2 separate regions of the Homo sapiens genome follow, and region 2 is linked to region 1. Evidence: chromatin loops called from intact Hi-C (ENCODE). Cell type or tissue: heart right ventricle. All regions are shown on one strand. Links, peaks and the distances in the headings refer to the core of each region. The heading gives the core; the rest is flanking DNA.

Region 1 (5,378 bases), core at 167-5,166:
TTGTCACTAAACAATGGTGACATTCATTGTGATGCTAGTCAGAGCCCACATTCAGGCCTGGTGCCCTGAGACTAGCTGATGAGCATTCATGAAGCAGGCTCCGGTGCCCAGCTGTTAGAATTGTCAGCCAGCCTAAGCAGAGAAAAATGGTACAGGCAGAACTGACTTGATACCAGTAATAAAGCAGCCTGGGATAACCCATTGCTGGACCCTAAAAGTCTCAACTTCAGTGCCCTTTCTGGCTGTCTCCATGGTCAGATCTACCTGAAAGGGGAGGTGTTTCAAGACAGTGAGGTGTTTCCCAGAAACTGTTCTTCTGACTCCATTACCAAAAGAGACTGTGTACCAGAATCGGGTCCCATGGAGATTGGAATAAAATCTGGTGCGTTGTTGAGCATTCCTTAGGAGATAGAACCATACCTGAGACCCCAGAGGTGGGTGTCAGTGAAAGATGGCTGGGCTCTTTATCTCACTGCCTCCCTTCATCCTGAGCCTTGTAGCAGCTCTCTGGGAAAGACAGGAATTATGACAAAGGCAAGTCCAAAGTGGTGCAGTGTTCTCCCCCTTGGACTGGCCTCTCACAGGTGCAGATGAGGTTGAAATCGGGTCTCAGATGTTGTCTGTGGTGATGGCAAGCCTGAAAAGTGTGTCTAGTAGTGCTGCTGAGAGGCACTGTGGGTTCTCCATGGTAGAAAAGAAAAATCAAGGCTCACCTAAGTGAAAGACCTGTCTTGTGCGGCAGTCCAATTAATGTTCAATGATTCATGTCAGAGAACCCAAAAGTCTCCTGCAAAGTGCAAACAACCGCAGTCCCCACAAGGAGATAATGACCCAAAACCTGGAGAGCAGCCATCCTACCTGAAGTCTCTTGTGCTCTTTGAAATCCCTGGCAGCCAAATAATCTGTGGCAAGAGGCTGTTCCATCCAGCAGCAGACAATGAAAAAGCCCCTCCTAATGAGAAGACTTGCAGATGAAATACAACAGAGGCTTGATCACCATGCAAAAGCCAAAATAGGCTGTCTGTTTCTCATCTTACAGGAATAATGCAGCCCTCTGAAAGAAGTGAAAGAACAGGAATTTCCTAGTTGGTGGCTGCAATGGGAACTTATAGTTTTAAAAATATCAAAGTTGCCCTGTCATTAAAACTTGACGGTGTTTAGAATTAAACACCGTCGCAATGGATTCCCATAAGGCTCATTCTTTGTGAACTCGGAAATGTTCAGTTTGAAAGTCATTGAGCCAGACATAGAAAACACTAGCCCAATGAGGGACATGGAATTCAGGGAAAGAAGAGGCAAGTGTGAAGGCCACATTTCACCCAACATCAAAATATTTTACTCCCATTTGGCTCCAGGTATGAAAGCCCTTAAATCAGGAGTTTGCCAGGAAAGCTCCAACTTGCACTTCAAACGTTCCTTAAACTTTGGAGTATTCCCAACTGAACGCCAGGCCATGGAGTGGACTGCTTGTGCAATTAGGGGAATGCAAGAGTGGTTTCAGAAGCACATTCAGTGTCATGGGTCTTCATTTTTTTTGCAGGTGAGGTTGCTTGATCCCATCCACCCCTCACCAGAATGAATCCTCACCCCTACCTGACCTTACTGCTGCTCATTTTCTATGTCCTAAGATGAAATCTCAACACAAACGGAGGAGTGACCCCTCACTACATGAAGCACCTGCTCTGCTGGGAACTGAATTCGAGGTAACCCTTTAAAGGGGCCCTGCAGAAAGAACTGCTAGTGTCTCTCCCTGGGTTGGCCACAGCACAATAAAACACAGAAATGTTTGTCTTTTGGTGTGATGTCCTTCTCCTATTCCTAGAAGACTGGCTTTTTTATTATTATTATTTTTTGGCATAGGGAGGTGATTGGGATGGTGGCAGGTTTCAGCATGTGTGCAAATTCACTGTGGATTAATGACCTACAGAAAAATAAAGAATACAGAGCCTGCAGCCCAAGCAGAGCAATACAGACAGGCCACCAAATGGTGAGAGACTAAAAAAAGGGTGCTGAAATGCATTTGCCACAATTCTTTAAGCAGACTTCACTTACAGACAGACAGACACACAAACACACAATGCCACACACACTCAGACATCCAACACTCTCAACAATCCTACAGAAACACAAAGCCCAGCAGTTCCTGAGGCTGTGTAGTTTCTCAGTAAGCCCCAACTGGGAGAGAGATACCTCAAAGAAGAGATATGGGCTATACCTAAAAATCACAGCGGTGGAAGTTTCAAACAGACTCTCCCCTACAAAGCCTAGGCAGGCTTGAGGAATTCTACAGATCCATTTAAATCCATAGGGATTTCTCAGTTTATTCCTGGGGCTCTGCTTGCCATTTCTTCAGGCTGTTTCACTTATGTTCTCTCCTAAGATGATGAGACAATCACTTAAATCCCACAAAAAAGACAGTCGAGAGCCAAAGGCCAACTCACATCTAAGGAATTCTCCTCTACCAAGCTGCAGGTACTTGTCACTAGGAAATGGTGACATTCATTATGAGGCAAGGCAAAGCTCACAATCAGGCCAGGTGCCCTGAGACTAGAATACACACATTCATAAGGGAGGTTAGGACACACAGCTTTTAGAGCCATCATTCTGCTGAAGCAGAGGAAAATGAAACAGCCAGAGCCCACTTGGTATGAGGAACAAGGCTGCCTGTGAAAACTCACAGTGGGACGCTAAAAGTCTGGACCTCAGGGCATCTTCATGATGTCTCCTTAGTCAGGTGCCACTGGAGGAGGAGGCATTTTGATACTGTGAGGTGGTCGCTGGAAACTGCTCTTCTGACTCCATTCTGGAAAGAGACTGTTTTCAATAATCTGGCCCCATGAGGATTGGAATATAGTCTGGTGTGTTGCTGAGGGTTCTTTGGGTGATGGAATAATATCTGTGACCCTAGAGGTGGATGTCAGCAAAAGATGGCTGGGTACATGTCCTCACTGCCTCCCTGTATCCTGGGCCTCAAAGGGGCTCTCTGAGAAAGGCAGGAACCATGACAAAGGCAAGTCCAAAGTGGAGCAGTGTTCCCACTCCTTGAACTGGCCTCCCACAGGTGAAGATGAGGTTAAGACAGTGTCTCAGACACGGTCTGTGGAAATGGCCAGCCTGAAAATGGTGTCCCATGGTGTTGTTGAGGGGCACCGAGGACTCCACATGAAAGCAAAGAAGAATCAAAATCACCTGAGGCAATGAGCTGCCCTGTGCTGGAGTCCAAGCAATATTTAATAATTTTTGTCAGAACATTAAAAAACCTCCTGCAAAGTGCAAAGCCCCTCAGCCCCCATAAGGAGACAACAAACCACAACCTGGAGTGCAGCCAGCCTGCCTGTATTCCCTTTTTGCTCTCTGAAAACCCTGGAGACTAAATAATCTGTAAGGACAGGCAATTCCATCCAGCAACTGTCCAATAAAAGAGATTTTCCATAATGAGATGTCCGTGAAGATGAAATGAAACAAAGGCCACATTACCAGACAAAGGCCAGACACACCTCCCTGCTTCTCATCCAACAGGAATCATGCAGCTCTCCAACAGAAATGGGAGAACAAGAGATTTCTTGTTGGTGGCTCTAATGGGAATTAACAGTTTTAAAAATATCAAAGCTGCCCAGGTATTAAAAAGTGAGAGTGTTTAGAAGGAAACACTCTGGTAATATATTCCCATGAGGGTGTTCTCCATGAACTAGGAAATGTTTAGTGTGGAACTCATTGAGCCAGACCCAGGAAACCCTACGCCAATGAGAAACATAGAACTCAGGAAAATAAGAGGGAAGTGTACCAGCCACATCCCACAAAGAATCAATGAATTCCATTCCCATTTGTTTTCAGGTATGAAAGCCCTCAAATCGGGAGTTTGCCAAAGTGGCCCTGACTTGCACTCCTATTGTTCCTTGTACGTTGGAGTACTCCCAACTAAAAACTGAGCCACAGTGTGGACTGCTTGTGCAATTAAGGGAATGCAGGCATGGAGTTGGGAGTACCTTCTGTGTCCTCTGTCTTCATTTTTTTTTTGGAAGGTGAAGTTGTGGGACCCCACCCACTCCTCACCAGATTGTATCTTCACCCCATCTGAGCATGCTGCTCCTCATACTCTATGTCCCAGAATGAAATCACAAGATGTTGCAGAAGTGCTACCTCATGACATGAAGAACCTGCTCAGCTGGAAATTGAATTCTATGTAAATTCAAGGGTCCCTGCGGACAAGATTGCTAGTGTCTCTCTCCCTTGGTTGGTCACAGGACAATAAAACACTGGGAGATGTCTATTTTTTTTGGTGTTGTGTGTTTCTCATCTTTTTAGAAGATTGGCTTTTTTTGCAGGTGTAGATGATTTGGACACCAGTGGCTCTCGGCAACCCTCCCAATTCACAGTGGATTTATGATCCACAGAAAAATAAAAAACAGGGAACACTGCAGCACAAGCAAAACCACACAAACAGGCCAGCAAATGGCTGGGAGACACACAAAAAGAAACGCTGAAGTGTATTAGCCACATTTCTGTAATCCATCTCCACTTACAGGCCAACACACACACACACACAAAGACACCCTCACAAAAACACAATGCCACACTCATATGCAGATATCCAACACTTGAAACACTCTCTGAGACTAGCATATGTGCATTAGTGATGCATGCTCAGGCGCCTGGCAGTCAGAGCTGTCAGCTTGCCTAAGCGGAATATGGTACAGGAAGAGCCAGTCTGGTATCAGGAAAAAGGCTGCCTGTGATAATCCACTCCCAAATTATAAAATGTCAATCTTAAGGGTCCTTCAGGATGTCTCCATGTTCGGGTCCCTTTAGGGAAGGAGGCGTTTTGGGATGGTGAGGTGGTTGCTGGAAACTGCTCTTCTGACTGTGTTTCCTAAAGAGGCTGTGTGCCAGTATCGGGTCCCACGTGGTTTGCAATATAGACTTGGGAGTTGTTGAGGGGTAATTGGGTGATAGAATTATACCTGAAATCCCAGAGGCAGGTGTCACCAAAAGATGCCTAAGCCTTGACCTCACTGTCTCCCTTCATCTTTGCCCTAGCACAAGAGATCTTGGAAAGACAGGAACCATCATAAAGGCAAATCCAAGGTGGAGCAGTGTTCTCACATCTTGAACTAGCCTTTTACATATGCAGATGAGGTTGAGACAGTGTCTCAAGAGGTCATTAGTGGTGATTGAAAGCCTGAAAACTTCGTCCAGTAGAACTGTTGAGGTGCACTGTGGCTTTTTCATGAGAGCAAATAAAAATCAAGGCTCACCAGAGAGAACAAGCTGTCTTGTGCTCGAGTCCAAGCAACATTCCAAGATTCCTGGAAGGGGATCCAAAAGCCTCCTGCAAAGTGCACACACCCACAGCCCCCACACAGACAACAACCACAACC
Region 2 (5,378 bases), core at 148-5,147, 89 kb after region 1:
TGCTGCTCACACTCTATGTCCCAGGACGAAACCCAAGATGATTGAGAATTGCCCCCTCATGACGTGAAGCACATGCTCAAAGGGGGTCCAAATATGAGGTAAAATCAAGAGGCCCCTGTGAAGAGGACTGCTAGCATCTCTTCCTGGGTTGAGACACTGAAACATTGGGAGATGTCTATTCTGGGTGTGATGTACTCTACTTCTTTCTGTAAGAGTGGCTTTGTTTTAAGGGGGAGGTGATTTGGACGCTGACAAGTATCAGGCCACCTCCCAATTCACGCAGATTCATGATTCAAAGAAAAATAAAGGAGGCAAAACTCCAAAGCCTAAGCAGAGCAACACAGGTAGGTCACCAAAAGGTTGGGAGGCTCAAAAACAAGAAGCACTGCAGTGGTTCGACACATTCCTTTAAGCAGACTCCACTTGCAGGCATACACATACACACACACACATAGAGAAACACACAAAGCCACACAAACATGTAGACATGCAACACTCCCACAGAAACACACAGCCTGGAATATCCTAAGGCTGTGTGGTTCTGCAGAAGGCCCCACCTGGGAGAGAGCAACCCCAGGAAACACAGCTGGGCTATACCTAGGCGGTCCCTAAAAACTACTCTTTTGACTCCATTCCTGAGAGAGCCTGTGTGCAGGAATCAGATCTCATGAGGACTGGAATATAGACTAGTGTGTTATTAAGGGTTCTTTGGGTGATAGAATCATACCTGAAACCCCACAAGTGGGTGTCAGTGAATTATGGCCAGGCTCTTGACCTCACTGCCTCCCATTTATCCTTTGCCTCAGAGAGGCTCTCTGGGAAAGGCAGGAAATGTGACAAAGGCATCTCCAAGGTAAAGCGGTGTTCTCATAACTCTTGCTTGCCTCTCAAGGGGCCCTGTGAACAGGACTGCTAGTGTCTCTTCCTGGGTTGATTGTGGTTCAATTAAATGTTGGGAGATGTCTGTTCTTGGGTGTAGTGTGCTCCACTTCTTTCTAAAAGAGTGGCTTTGTTTTCAGCGGGAGGTGATTAGAAGGAAACACTCAGGTAATGGATTCCCATGAGGGTCATTCTCCATGAACTGGGAAATGTTTATTGTGGAAGTCATTGAGCCTGACCCAGGAAACCCTAGGCCAACAACGAATATGGAAGTCAGGAAAAGAAAAGGCAAGTGTGGAGGCCACAACCCACCCAGCAACAATTTATTCCACTTTTATTTGGCTATAGTTACAAAAGCCCTCAAATCGGGAATTTGCCAGTATAGTCCCAATTTGCACTCCAAATGTTCCTTGCATGTTGTAGTTCTCCCACCTGAACACTGAACCATGGTCTACACTGCTTGTGCAACTAAGGGAAAGTGGGGATGGATTTGGAAGCACATTCTGTGTCATCTGTGTTCATTTTTTTTTTTTTTTTTGCAGTTGAAGTTGCAGTAACCCATCCAGCCCTCACCAGATTGAATCCTCAACCCTATCTGACCTTATTGCTGCTCACACTCTATGTCACATGATGAAATCCCAAGACAATGGAGAATTACCCCATCATGACGTGAAGCACCTGCTGGGCTGGAAACCAAATTCGACGTAAATTCAAAAGGCCCTGCAGCAGGACTACTACTACCTCTTTCTGGGTTGCCTGCAGGACAACAAAACACTGGAAGATGTCTATTTTTTGGTGTGGAGTGATCCTCTTCTTTCTAGAAGAGTGGGCTTTTTTTGCAGGGGTAGGTGATTTGGATGCCAGCGGGTCTCAGCTCACCTCCCAATTCACTGCAGATTCATGATACACAAAAATGTAAAGAACATGGAACCCTTCAGCTTAACCAGAGCCACACAGATAGGCCACCAAAAGGTTTTGAGACTCGAAAAAAAAAAAAGAACGCTGAAATGCATTAGCACATTCCTTTAAGCAGACTCCAGTTTCAAGCGCGCGCACACACACACACACACACACACACACACAGAAAATGCCACACACACACACAGAAATCCAACACTCGAAACACTCCGACAGAAACACACAGCCTGGTAAATCCTGAGGCTCTGTAGTTCTGCAGAAAGGTCCACCTGGGAGAAAGCAACCCCAAGGAAAACAGCCGGGCTGTACCTAGAAATCACAGTGGGGCAAGATTTAAAAAGACCAATTGCTACAATCTAGGCAGGCCCGAAGACTCCTGCAGATCCTTGTGGATCCTTAGGGACTTGAGTTTTATTCTTGGGGCTCTGCTTGATGTTCTTCAGGCTGGCTCATATCTGTGTTCTCCTAGAATTATAAGACTATCCCATGAATCCCACAGAGAAGCCAAGCGAGAGTCCACCGCCCACACACCTCCAAAGTCTCCTTCTCCTTCAAGCCGCAGGGACTTGTCGCTAGGCAATGATGACATTAATTGTGACACTAACCAGAGTTCAGTCAGGCCTCGTGCCAGGAGACTAGCACATGCACATTTGTGATGCAGGATCGTTCACCTGGCAGTCAGAGCTGTCAGCCTGCCCAAGCAGAGGAAAATGGTACAGGCAGAGCCGGCATGTTATCAGGAAAAAGGCTGCCTGTGAAAACCCACTGCAAAGCTCTAAAAGTCTCAACCTTACAGCCGCTTCAGGAAGTCTCCCTGGCCATGTCCCACTGGATGAGGAGATGTTTTGAGACTGTGAGGTGGTCACTGTAAACTGCTCTTCTGGCTGTACTTCTGAAAGAGACTGTGCGCAAGAATTAGGTCCCATGGGGATTGGAATATAGTCCGGTGTGTTGTTGTGGTTTCTTTGGGTGACAGAATCATACCTGAGACCCCAGAGGTGGATGTCAGTGAAAGATAGCTGAGCTGTCTCCCCTTATCGTTTGCCTCATGGGTGCTCTCTGGAAATGGCAGGAACCATGACAAAGGCACACCAATGTGGATCAGTGTTCTCACGCCTTGGACTGGTCTCTCAAGCATGCAGATGGGGGTGATGCAGTGTCTCACAGATTGTCTGTGGCAATGACATATCTGACAAACAGGCCCACTAGTGCTGTTGAGGGGCACTGTGGCTTCCATACCAAAGAAAAGAAAAACCAAGACTCAAATGATAGAATGAGCAGCCTTGTGCTGGAGTCCAAGTAATTTTCAAAGATTCTGGTCAGAAGACCAAAAGCCTACTGAAATGTGGAAATAACCTCAACCCCCACAACAAGACAACAACTCAAAACCTGGAGCGTGGCTAGGCTACCCAAAGTCTCTTTTGCTCTCTGAAATCCCTGGAAGCTAAATAATCTGTGGTGAGAGGGAGTCCCATATAGCAAAAGCCCAATGAAAGAGCCCCTCCATAATGAGAAGGCTGTGCAGATGAGATGAAACGTAGGCTAGATTACCAGGCAACAGCTAGACACAGCGGCATACTTCTCATCCTACAAGAATCATGAAGCCCCCTCCGATAGAAGTAGGAGAACAAGAGTTTCATTTCTGGTGGCTGTAATGGGAATTTACAGTTTTAAAAGTATCAAAAAAAGTATTTAAAAGTATCAAAGCTACCCATTAAAATGTTCAGAAAAAAACACTCATGCAATGGATTCTCATGAGGGCTGTTCTTCATGACCAGGGAAACATTTGGTGTGGACATTGTTAAGCCAGATCCAGGAAAGCCTAGGTCAATGAATAACATAGTAGTCAGAAAAAGAAGAGGCAAATATGGAGGCCAAATCCCACCAGGCATCAATCCATTGCACACCCATTTGGCTCTGGGTATGAAAGTTTCAAATTGAAAATTTGCTTGGATAACCCCAATTTGCACCCAAATGTTTCTTGCACATTGGAGTACTCCCACTGGAACACGAGAACAGGGTGTGGACTGCTTGTGCAATTAAGGGAATGCAGGGATGGAGTTGGAAGCACATTCTGTCTCATCTGTCTTAATTTGTTTTGCAGGAGAAGTTGTGGGATTCCATCCACCCCTTACCAGATTTTATACTCACCCCTATTTGACCTTACTGCTAATCACACTCTATGTCCCAAGATGAAATCCCAAGATGATGGTGCAGTGCTACCTCATGATATTAAGCATCTGCCAGGCTAGGAACCAAATTTGAGGTCAATTTAAGGGTCCTGTGGAAAGAACTTCTAGTGTCTCTCCTTGGGTTGGTGACAGGACAATGAAAAATTAAGAGATATCTGTTTTTTGGTGTGGTGTGCTTCTTTTCAGAAGAGTGACTTTATTTTTTTTTGCAGGAGGAGGTGAACTGGATGCTGACAGGTCTCGGCACACCTCACAATTCCCTGCTGATTCATGATCCACAATAAAATAAAGAAAAAAGAATGCCACAACCCAAGCAGAGCCACACAGATAGGCCAACAAAAGGTTGGGAAAGTAAAAAAATAAATAAAAATAAAAATAAATAAATAAATAAATAAAACAGTTAGGTGTGTTAGCAACATTCTTTTATGCTGACTCAAATTACAGGCACACACTCACACACACAAAAAAAGACCACAATGAAACACACACACGCATGCATTCAACGCTCCCAACACTATCACAGAAACACATAGCCTGGAAACTCCTGAGGCTGCGTGGTTCTGCAGGATGCCACACCTAGGAGAGATCAAGCCCAGGGAACACAGGAAGTCTGTATCTAGAAATCACAGTGGGCAAGTTTCAAAAAGCCTCATCCCTACAAATTCTAGTCAGGCCTGAGGAATCCTGCAGATCCTTTTGGATCCTTAGCAATTTTGCAGTTTATTCCTGGGGCTCTCCTTCACATTTCTTCAGGATGACTCACATCTGCCCTCTCTTAGGATCCAGGGACTATCCTGTGTATCCCACAGAGAAGACATGTGAGAGTTCTCCTTCTCTGCCAAGCTGCCAGTATTGGTCCCTAGGCAACGGTGACATTCACTGTGATGCTAGCCAGAGCTCATGATCAGGCCTGGTGCCTCAACCTGAGGGTCTCTCAACCTAAGGACCCCTCTGGCTGTCTCCATGGTTGGGTCAAGCTGGAGGAGGGGGCATTTTGAGACTGTGAGTTGGTGGGTGGAAACTGTTCTTCTGGCTCCATTTCCAAAAGTAGCTATGTGTAACAATTGGGTCCCATGAAAACTGGAATATAACCTGGTGTGTTCAGATCCCTCTGGTAAAGAATGGGTTTTGAGACATGTAGTGGTCACTGGAATCTGCTCTTCTGACTCCATTTCCAAAAGAGGCTATGTGCAAGTATCAGGTCCCATGGGGATTGGAATATAGTTTGGTGTGTTTTTAAGGTTTCTGCATTTGATAGAATCAAACCTGAAAACCCAGAGGTGGGGGTCAGTGAAAGATAGCCAGGCTCTTGACCTCACTGACTCCCTTCATCCAGGGCCTTGCAGGGGCTTTCTGGGAAAGGGAGCAACCATAGCAAAGGCAAGTCGA

What was found. Hi-C counts contacts between places; a loop is a spot of excess contacts. Peaks named below come from ENCODE experiments on the same cell type or tissue, not always from the same donor. Only the 100,000 strongest peaks of a DNase experiment are listed, where the experiment ranks them.
Region 2: it touches region 1 in a loop (6-fold over the local background); 1 of 110 quality-filtered maps calls a loop at or near these places.

What each region holds. Positions count from the first base shown.
Region 1 is chrY:8,639,808-8,645,185 of GRCh38, reverse strand. It overlaps LINC00279 (long intergenic non-protein coding RNA 279), which reads right to left. Exons shown (of 4, transcript NR_138045.1): 2 at 859-1,054; 3 at 265-507; 4 at 57-132. Among named protein-coding and RNA genes, the nearest start is that of LINC00279, 4.2 kb to the right of the region's middle. In heart right ventricle, for the core only: no CTCF peak of the experiment used is centred there; no DNase peak of the experiment used is centred there.
Region 2 is chrY:8,550,868-8,556,245 of GRCh38, reverse strand. LOC105377232 (a long non-coding RNA gene) reads left to right here and starts at 4,978. Exons shown (of 3, transcript XR_938648.1): 1 at 4,978-4,991. In heart right ventricle, for the core only: no CTCF peak of the experiment used is centred there; DNase peaks (open chromatin) are centred at 2,415 and 3,785.